Regions from separate parts of the Homo sapiens genome. Here region 1 is linked to region 2. Evidence: chromatin contacts called from ENCODE Hi-C or POLR2A ChIA-PET data. All regions are on one chromosome and are shown on one strand. The core of a region is the stretch at or near the end of the contact, and the rest is flanking DNA. Distances in the headings are between cores, read along the strand shown. Region 1 overlaps RAP1GAP2 (RAP1 GTPase activating protein 2). Region 2 overlaps PAFAH1B1 (platelet activating factor acetylhydrolase 1b regulatory subunit 1).

Region 1 (5,067 bases), core at 1,498-3,997, 380 kb before region 2:
CCCTCTGTCCCCTACAGGCAGAAACAGTCACTATCTGAGCTGTGCTGACCTCCATCCCAGCCTAGTGCTGGCACACTGTACTATAACTATCTATTTAGTAATGACCCCCTGCCCCACCCCCCGACTACCCTGTGTACTCTCCAGGGATAGAAACTGTCTCACTTATCCCCATATCCCAGGGAACAGAATAGGGCCTGACACATAGTAGGTGCTTTAAAAATGACTGATTGGGCCAGGCGCAGTGGCTCACGCCTGTAATCTCAGCATTTTGGGAGGCCGAGGCAGGCGGATCACGAGGTCAGGAGATCAAGACCATCCTGGCTAACATGGCAAAACCCCATCTCTACTAAAAATACAAAAAATTAGCTGGGCGTGGTGGCGGGCGCCTGTAGTCCCAGCTACTCGGGAGGCTGAGGCAGGAGTATGGTGTGAACCCGGGAGGCAGAGCTTGCAGTGAGCCAAGATCGGGCCACTGCACTCCAGCCTGGGTGACAGAGTGAGATTCTGTCTTGAAAAAAAAAAAAGGACTGATTGGCCAGGCGCAGTGGCTCACGCCTGTAATCCCGGCACTTTGGGAGGCTGGGCCAGGCGGATCACCTGAGGTCAGGAGTTCAAGATCAGCCTGGCCAACATGGAGGAAACCCTGTCTCTACTAAAAATACAAAAATTAGCTGGGCGTGGTGGCGCACACCTGTAATCCCAGTTACTAGGGAGGCTGAGGCAGGAGAATCACTTGAGCCCGGGAGGCAGAGGTTGTGGTGAGTCCCAAGATCATGCCACTGCACTCCAGCCTGGGTAACAGAGCAAGACTCTGTCTCAAAAAAAAAAAAAAAAAAAAAAAAGATGGAGGAGCCCTGGATGAGGCTGGCTAACAGGTGGCCCAGCAGTCAGGAGGGAGACCTTCAGAAACCACACTCTCACCTCCAGCTTTGCAAACTTGTCCGACTTGCAGCAGGCGTTCTCGGCATTGGTGAGCTTGGTGAGCAGAAACTCCCTGAATTCCGGGCCCTGGAAGAGACAAGACGGACCTCAGGTCTGTCACTCTCGGCTGTTGCCAGAAGGTCTTCAGCCACAGTGACAGGCAGGCAGAGCCGGGGCCATGGGGAGAACCCCTGAAAAGTCCCTTCCGACAGCGGATCATTTCTAGCCCAGGCCAAGCCCACTTGCAAATATCCCAACAAGGAAACCCGCTTCCCTGGTCCTGGGAAGCCACAGTGGCACTTCCACGACTGGAGCTCATTCCTGCCCAAGGCTCCTTGACCGGGGCTCAACATAAAAGCCCGTCTTTCAGCAGAAAAGCAACCCCAGTGTCAAACACCCTGACAAGTGGTCCTATGCTGGGCCAGACTGGCAGCATGAAAGAGGTGGGGAGAGACCCCAAGAAAGGAGGTTCCCCCCAAAACCTGCAAAAGGAGCTCCCTAATGTTCCCAGCCTGAATTTGGCTCCATCCCAACCATTGCTACTCAAGCACTGAGACCTGGCATCGTGGATGCGAGAGGGGCAGAAGGAAGAGTGTCCTACCTTCTGGAAAACGGGGGGACTGGGCAGAGGTGGACCAAAGGTGGGCACATCTTCCCGCGCAGTGACAGAGACCTGAGTGAAACAGAGTCATGGTACGGACCTGGAGGGAAGAGACGAGCGCTGCCCCTACGGGAGCCACGCTCCTTACAAAGCTACTCACCTTCTCCCTCCTCCTCTTCCCAGAACACAAACAAAATACTCCTGTGAGCATCGCCAGCACAGGCCCTGACCCTGTTCCTAGAAGTGGGGCCGGACGGTGTGGGGCCATCCGCAGCCTCTCATCTGCATTCCTGGAGGCCAGAAGCAGGTTTGGCAAGATGACTGGACAGGGCTGGGACCCTAATTTTAATGCCATACAAGTGCCCGGGAGATGGCATCTCGTGACCTCATTCGACCGTGACGCTAATCCTACTGAGAAGGCACAGGGAGAACTGTTCTCCCTGATGAGGAAACAGATGCCCAGAGACACACAGAGAAGCCCCCAAGTCCCACAGGTGATTAGCCGCAGAGGAACAGAGCATCCAGACCTCTCCCGACCCGTCTCTGGGGTTCTCTTCCCAAGCCTGACTCCTCAGCTCGGCCATAAATCAGAATTGCTTCAAAATTGCTTCAGGTGTTTAAAAATACAGACTGGGTTCATGGGCTCTGGCCTAAACCTGCCGAATCGGAAGGGTAGGGCCCCCCGGAAACTCTCGTGCAGCCGGTGGACCCGTGTTCGGGAGCCCTGGCCCCACACACGGGGTCAGCCAGTCCTAGGCCCAGGCTAGGAACTGAGGGTGGGGCGCGCACCTCTGGCACCCTGAGTGAGACTGAGCTTTAGAGTGACGGCCTCGAGGTTCGCTGCATGGGGGTCGCCCAGGCGTGGGACGGGCCCCACACCCCGCCTTCCCTCTGCACAGAGGTGCCCTGACTTCACCTATTCTCAGCCCACGAGGCTGTGAGGCTCTCGGGAGACTGCCCTCCCTTCCCTACACAGCCGCTGACGTGAGCCCAGCCCTGGCGTGCTGCCAGCCTCCCCGGCCTGTGAAGTGGAGCAGATGCAGAGTCTGCCAGGCCGGGTGAGCAGGCAGCTGGGCACCGAGCCAAGGAAAGGCCCTGCCAGAGTCCGGAGGGGAAACGGAGCGGGAGAGAGCTGGTCAATACGGGCTTTCTCTTCTCAAGCTCCAGGCTGTCTGCCCAGCCCAAACTGCAGTGCCCCGAGTCAGGAAATGGTGCGCGTTCGGCTGACGTGATTTCTGGCTGGGCTCCAGCAGCTGAACCCGGTTCCCTACCACCACCCACCAGGCACCGGTGGCCCAGGTCAAGAATTCAGTCACAGAGCCAGAATCAGGGGTGGGGGTGTGGGAAGGCTATGGGGAGACTGCAGACCGTGGGCACCTGGGACAGAGGCCAGAGGGCAGCCCCAGCTCTGCCCTTCCCACCCCACTCCCCCTCCTCCTCCAGCCTGCATTAGAGTGGTCTGTGCCGACCGTGTAAGTGGCTTCAGACACATCCTCAAGTCCATCCAACCCTCCAGCTGGACAGTCCCACAGCAGAGCCCTGTGGGCCACACGGAGGACAGGGCCCTTCCTTGCGACGTGCGTTCACCTTCCATCCTCATTGTGCGCCTCTCTTGACCCCATTCCAACCAGGCGGCCAGGCCTTTGTTGTTCCCCCCTCTTGGGGACATCTGGGTCACTGGACTGAAAGCAGAAGTTGCCTGAACACAGCCCCACCTTCCTGTTTTCTAAATGCAGCGAGGGCCTCCAGCGAGGGCTTGGAGGGAGGGAGAGAGGCAGATGCAGGTGACTCTGGGGAAGGGACCTGCATGGCTGGAAGGAGGAAGGAGCTTGGTGTGGGTCATGAGGATGCACTGGGAACCTCAGAAAGCTTCAAACGTGACAAAGGCCCCACGCCCAAGAGTGGCCTGGGAGCCGCGGTGGCACACAGAGCATCGTCCGAGCAACAGACAAGTCGTGACGGGAAACGGGGAGGGGGCTACAAAGACAGGGCCCTCCCCGGCGGTGGGCTTCACCTGAGATTCCTGACACCTTTGAGGACTTCCGGAGAGGGAGGCAGGGATAGGGGGGAGGGAAAGGGGTAGTCCTGGTGATGGCTGAGCTGGACTTTCCTTCCAAGCAGGCAGGATGAGGACTACACTCATTTCTGAAAAATAATCCAGAGTGATGCTTCGTGCACACCCGACTCCGTGGAGCCAATTTCTCGCCTGCTCTGATGGCTCAATGACCAAGACCGCAAGCAGACCCAGACAGGACCTCAGCCACAGCTCCCTGGCTCTGTGGCCTCAGGCCTTAAGTGGGTTCAGCTCTCAGCTTCCATTTCCTCCCTCTAGCGAGAGGTCTTGTCTCACCAGGGGCTTGTCAGGATTCAAGACTGTGCGTCTAAGGACCCAGCACCGTGCCTGGCATGAGCAAGCAGCTGGTAAGGGGTAACCACTGTCGCCCAGTGGCCTTTTCACTTCCCCTGCTGACCTGCACCCAGTAAAGGGCTCCTGAAATAGAGTTTCCCCAAAGCACCTTGCAACCCACCACACACACACACACCCAAGCACGCCTCCTTCCCTCCCGCAGGATGTCAGGGCTAGCAGCCTGCAGGTGTCTAATCCAACTTCCTCATTTCACACAGACAAAACTAGAGGCCCAGAGAGGGAAGGAACAAGGTCACGCAGCAGAGGCAGTGCCAGGACCAGAACCCCAGGCAGCCCGGCCCCTCCGTGGACAGAAGAGGACCCCTTCCTGCACACACCCAACCCTGTCCCTCCTTTATACTCTTCTTTCTTCAGCTCACCCTCCCCAGTGGAGGCCTCCTGGGGCTTACTCAGTCCCAGAGGAAATCTCAGCCTTCTTTGCCACAGCCCCTGAGCCTGCAGGGGCCAGCTAAGGTCCTGCTTCACCCAGGCCCCCTGGGGGATCTAACCGGGTCCTCCTCGCAGTCTGCTAATTACCTGGGGTGCTGCCGGGAGTGTGGATGGACAGCGCTTTGGGGAGTGCCTTGGAAGGCTGGTCCCCCTCCCTGGCCTCATTCACACGTCTGGCCTTCCAGCCTCAGTGTCTGCCTGGCAGGTGGAGTGCACGATCAAGGTACCACAGCCTGCTCCTCCGGGAAGCCCTGCCCCCCTGCTTCTCATCACCCCTCTGAGGACAATGCTGTGCTTTGTGGCTTAGAAGAAAGAGTAAAGACAGCCAGGCATGATGGTTCACGCCTGTAATGCCAGCACTTTGGGAGGCCGAGGCCAGTGGATCACAAAGTCAGGAGTTCAAGGCCGGTCTGGCCAACATGGTGAAACCCCGTCTCTACCAAAAATACAAAAATTAGCCGGGCATGGTGGTGGGTGCCTGTAATCCCACCTACTCAGGAGGCTGAGGCAGGAGAATTGCTTGAACCCGGGAGGCAGAGGTTGCAGTGAGCCAAGATCACACCACTGCACTCTAGCCTGGGTGACAGCGAGACTGTCTCAAAAAAAAAAAAAAAAGGAGAAGAAGAGTGGGTAAAGACTTCTAGCACCACAGCTGGAGGTGGGGTGGCGCTTTTTTGGATCTCTGATT
Region 2 (4,913 bases), core at 1,449-3,948:
TGACCAAGAACCCAAAAGCAAATGCAATAAAAACAAAGATAAATAGCTGGGACCTAATTAAACTGAAGAGCTTTTGGATGGCAAAAGGAACAATCAGCAGAGTAAACAGACAACCCACAGGGTGGGAGAAAATCTTCACAATCTATACATCTGACAAAGGACTGATATCCAGAATCTACAATGAACTCAAACAAGTCAGTAAGAAAAAACAAACAATCCCATCAAAAAGTTGGCTAAGGACATGAAGAGACAATTCTCAAAAGAAGATATACAAATGGCCAACAAACATATAAAAAATTGCACCCAGGCGGGGTGGCTCACGACTGTAATCCCAGCACTCTGGGAGGTCGATGCGGGCAGATCACAAGATCTGGACTTCAAGACCAGCCTGGCCAATATGGTGAAACCCTATCTCTACTAAAAATACAAAAATTAGCCGGGCTTGGTGGCACGCGCATGTAATCCCAGCTACTTGGGAGGCTGAGGCAGTTGAATTGCTTGAACCAGGGAGTCAGAGGTTGCAGTGAGCCAAGATCGCGCCACTGCACTCCAGCTCTGGGCGACAGAACAAGACTCCGCCTCGGGGGGGGGGGGGGGGGGAAGAAAGGTGATGCCGGTTCAAGTTTGTCATCAACTCTATAACCTGAGTAATTAATCTAAATTTTCTACATAGTAGCTAACATCTAAGGCACCCTTTAACTCAGATTATTTCAGCCTGTGAATTTTCTAACTTTAACCTTTCCAACCTTTAACATGTATTTTTGCTATCAGAAAGCACAAGTATATGATTGAGTTATCATACTTATTTTAAGAATACAATTTTACCTTTCCAGTTGCCTTTTAATGGTTAACACATAATCGCAAAATACCACATGAAAACAGAAATAATTTTTTTTTTTTTTGAGACGGAGTCTCACTGTCGCCCAGGCTGGAGTGCAGTGGCGTGATCTCGGCTTACTGCAACCTCTGCCTCCTGGGTTCAAGCGATTGTTTTGCCTCAGCCTCCCGAGTAGCTGGTATTACAGGTGCATACCACTATGCCTAGCTAAATTTTTTTGTATTTTTAGTAGAGACAGGGTTTCACCATGTTGGTCAGGCTGGTTCCCAACTCCTGACCTCAAGTGATCCACCTGCCTTGGCCTCCCAAAGTGCTGGAATTACAGGCATGAGCCACCACGCCTGGCTTTTATTAACGTTTTTCTGTTTTTCTTGAGACAGGGTCCTCACTCTGTCACTCAGGCTAGAGAGCAATGGCATGATCGATCATAGCTCACTGCAGCCTCTAACTCCTAGGCTCAAGAGATCCTCCTACCTTAGCCTCCTGAGTAGCTGGGACAACAGATGCATGCCACCATGCCTAGCTAATTTTTTCTTTTTACCCCCAACCTCCGCTAGAGACGGGGTCCCGCTATGTTGCCTAGGCTGGTCTTTAATTCCTGGGCTCAAGCGATTCTGTCACCTCGGCCACCCAAAGTGCTGAGATTACAGGAAAGAGCCTCCATGCCCAGCCTCTAATAAATGGTTCTTAAATGGAGTAAACATTTTTTAAAGAAAGAGTTTAGAATATTTTGCAACGAACAATCTACATTAACCAACAGTACAAATAAATCAGGCAATATTTTCATACTACCTGGTATAGAAGTTCTTAACCTTTTTTGAGGTTACTGGACTCCTTTGAGAATATAATGAAAGCTAAGATCTTTCCTCTCAAAGAAGCACATATGAAAATAAACAAAATATTGCATGTATTTTAAGGGGGTTCACAAATCTTTCCAAAGTCAAAATAACGAATAAGAAGATTTAATATTTTTGAAATGTATTTTGGCAGTATTCCAATATTCTTTTAAGCTACTTGCATATATGACAAACAAAATTCAAAGAGTCTGATTTTTTCATTTGCATGTCAATATCCAGACTTTCTTAGACTGATATCAAGGACACTGTTGCTTAAGCACTAGAAACAGAGGCTTTAGTATGCTTTTGGAATGCAGAATTCTTAAGCATTCTCTAGTCTAATACTATATCCACGTATCTGCTATCCAATGCAGCATCTAAGACAACAATGTGTTTATTGCTAGGGTAAGTACCCCACCACAAAAAGAGAAAGTGGAAGAGTTAAAAAAAAAAAAATAGAAAGTATAAATAATTATATGTTAACAGTAGAGGCGCAATGACATGAAAATGGAAATCATCGGATTTATTATCAGATGTAGAAGGAAGAAATAAAGACTTATCCGGTAATTCATCAATTATCAATGGTTCCTAACCTCAAACTGTCACTTGCCAAAGCTTTATTTAAAAGGTCAGCAGAGGCCGGGCACAGTGGCTCAAGCCTGTAATTCCAATATTTTGATGGACCGAGGCATGCAGATCGCTTGAGCCCAGGAGTTCAAGACTAGCCTGGGCAACACAGAGAAACCAGGTGATATGGTTTGGCTGCGTCCCCACAGAAATCTCAACTTGACTTGTATCTCCCAGAATTCCCATGTGTTACGGAAGGGACCCAGCGGGAGGTAACTGAATCACGGGGCCAGTCTTTCCTGTGCTATTGTTGCGATAGTAAGTCTCACAAGATCTGACAGGTTTATCAGGGGTTTCCATTTTTGCTTCTTCCTCATTTTTCTCTTGCCCCTGACATGTAAGAAGTGCCTTTCACTTCCTATCATGATTCTGAGGCCTCCCCAGCCATGTGGAACTACAAGTCCAATTAAACCTTTTCTTGTTCCCAGTTTCGGGTATGTCTGTATCAGCAGCAAGAAAACGAACTAATACAGTAAACTGGTAACAGTAGAACGCGGAATTGCTGAAAAGATACCCGGAAATGAGGAAGTGACTTTGGAAGTGGGTAACAGGCAGAGTTTGGAACAGTTTGGAGGGCTCAGAAGACAGGAAAACCTGGGAAAGTTTAGAATCTCCTAGAGACTTGTTGAATGACTTTTACAAAAATGCTGATGGTGATATGAACAATAAGGTCCAGGCTGAGGTGGTCTCAGATGGAAATGAGGAGTTCGTTGGGAACTGGAGCAAAGGTGACTCTTATTATGTTTTAGCAAAGAGACTGGCAGCATTTTGCCCCTGCCCTAGAGATTTGTGGAACTTTGAACTTGAGAAAGATGATTTAGGGTATCTGGCAAAAGAAATTTCTAAGCAGTAAAGCATCCAAAAGGTGACCTGGGTGTTTGAAAAGTATTTCGTTTTCAAAGGGAAGCAGAGCAACCAGGGGCAGTGGCTCACGCCTGTAATCCTAGCATTTTGGGACGCCAAGGTGGGCGGATCCTCTGAAGTCAGCAGTTTCGAGACCAGCCTGGCCAACATGGTGAAACCCCATCTCTACTAAAAACACAAAAATTAGCCAGGAGTGGTGGCTAATCCCAGCTACTGTGGCTGGGATCCCAGCTACCTGGAGGCTGAGGCAGGAGAATCACTTCAACCCAGGAGGTGGAGGTTTCAGTGAGCAGAGATCGCACCACTGCAGTCCAGCCTGGGCGACAGAGCAAGACTCCATCTTTAAAAAAAAAAAAAACGGGGAAGTAGAGCATGAAAGTTTAGAAAATTTGCAGCCTGACTATATGATAGAAAAAAAAACAACATTTTTTGGCCAGACGCAGTGGCTCACGCCTGTAATCCCAGGACTTTGGGAGGCCAAGGCGGGTAGATCACAAGGTCAGGAGATTGAGACCATCCTGGCTAACATGCTGAAACCCTGTCTCTACTAAAAATACAAAAAATTAGCCGGGTGTGGTGGTGGTCACCTGTAGTCCCAGCTACTCGGGAGGCTGAGTCAAGAGAATGGCATGAATCCAGGAGGCGGAGCCAAGATCATGCCACTGCACTCCAGCCCGGGCGACAGAGTGAGACTCCCTCTCAGGGAAAAAAAAAAAAAAAAAAAAAAGAAAGGAAAAACCCATTTTCTGGGGAGAAATTCAAGCTGGCTGCAGAAATCTGCATAAGAAGCAAGGAGCCTAATGTTAATCCCCAAGACTATGGAGAAAATGTCTCCAGTCCATGTCAGAGAACTTCCTGGCAGCAGCCCCTCCCATCACAGGCCTGGAGGCCCAGGAGAAAAAAGTGGTTTCATGAGCTGGGCCCAGGGTCCCCATGCTGTGTGCAGCCTAGGGACTTGGTACCCTGTGTCCCAGCCACTCCAGCTGTGGCTGAAAGGGGCTGACGTACAGCTCAGGCTGTGGCTTCAGAGGGTGGAAGCCCCAAGCCTTGGCAGCTTCCACGTGGTGTTGAGCAAGTGGGTTCACAGAAGTCAAGAATTGAGGTTTGGGAACCTCCAACTTGATTTCAGAAGATGTATGGAAACGTCCAGATGCCCAGGCAAAAGTTTGCTGCAGGGACAGGGCCCTCATGGAGAACCTCTGCTAAGGCAGTGCTGAAGGGAAATGTGGGGTCAGAGCCCCCCATACGAGTCCCTACTGTGAGTCCCAGCTGTGAGAAGAGGGCCACTGTCTTCCAGACCCCAGAATGGTAGATCCACCGACAGCTTGCACTGTCGCCTGGAAAAGCTGCAGACACTCAAGGCCAGCCGGTGAAAGCAGACAGGAGGGAGGCCGTACCCTGCAAAGCCGCAGGAGCAGAGCTGCCCAAGACCATGGGAACCCACCTCTTGCATCAGCGTGACCTGGATCTGAGACCTGGAGTCAAAGGAGATTATTTTGGAGCTTTAAAATTTGACTGTCCCGCTGGATTCTGGACTTGCATGGGCCCTGTAACCCCTTTGTTTTAGCCAATTTCTCCCATTTGGAATGGCTGCATTTACCCAATACCTATACCCCCATTGTATCTAGGAAGTAACTAGTTTGCTTTTCATTTTACAGGCTCATAGGCAGAAGGGACTTGCCTTGTCTCAAATAAGACTTTGGACTGTGGACTTTTGGGTTAATGCTGAAATGAGTTAAGACTTTGCA

The links. Hi-C counts contacts between places; a loop is a spot of excess contacts on that map. ChIA-PET counts read pairs that join two places held with the same protein, here RNA polymerase II (POLR2A). Pooled maps may share reads with other maps.
Region 1: a pooled map shows a loop between it and region 2 (5-fold over the local background). The contact joins two enhancer-like sites. A Hi-C loop is called at or near these places in 2 of 50 pooled maps. POLR2A ChIA-PET finds 5 or more read pairs at or near these places in 2 of 52 experiments (activated T-cell and naive thymus-derived CD8-positive, alpha-beta T cell).

Annotation. Positions count from the first base shown.
Region 1 is chr17:3,001,896-3,006,962 of GRCh38, reverse strand. It overlaps RAP1GAP2 (RAP1 GTPase activating protein 2), which reads right to left. Exons shown (of 25, transcript NM_015085.5): 15 at 1,523-1,594; 16 at 922-1,008. Among named protein-coding and RNA genes, the nearest start is that of RAP1GAP2-AS1, 39 kb to the right of the region's middle. RefSeq lists enhancers at 2,995-3,044, 3,215-3,344, 4,255-4,424. Within about 2 kb of position 2,747, at least 37 of the 41 ENCODE cell types and tissues checked have a DNase peak (open chromatin) inside an H3K27ac peak, as active enhancers do.
Region 2 is chr17:2,622,241-2,627,153 of GRCh38, reverse strand. All of the region lies in intron 1 of PAFAH1B1 (platelet activating factor acetylhydrolase 1b regulatory subunit 1), which reads right to left. Among named protein-coding and RNA genes, the nearest start is that of PAFAH1B1, 31 kb to the right of the region's middle. Within about 2 kb of position 2,698, at least 5 of the 41 ENCODE cell types and tissues checked have a DNase peak (open chromatin) inside an H3K27ac peak, as active enhancers do.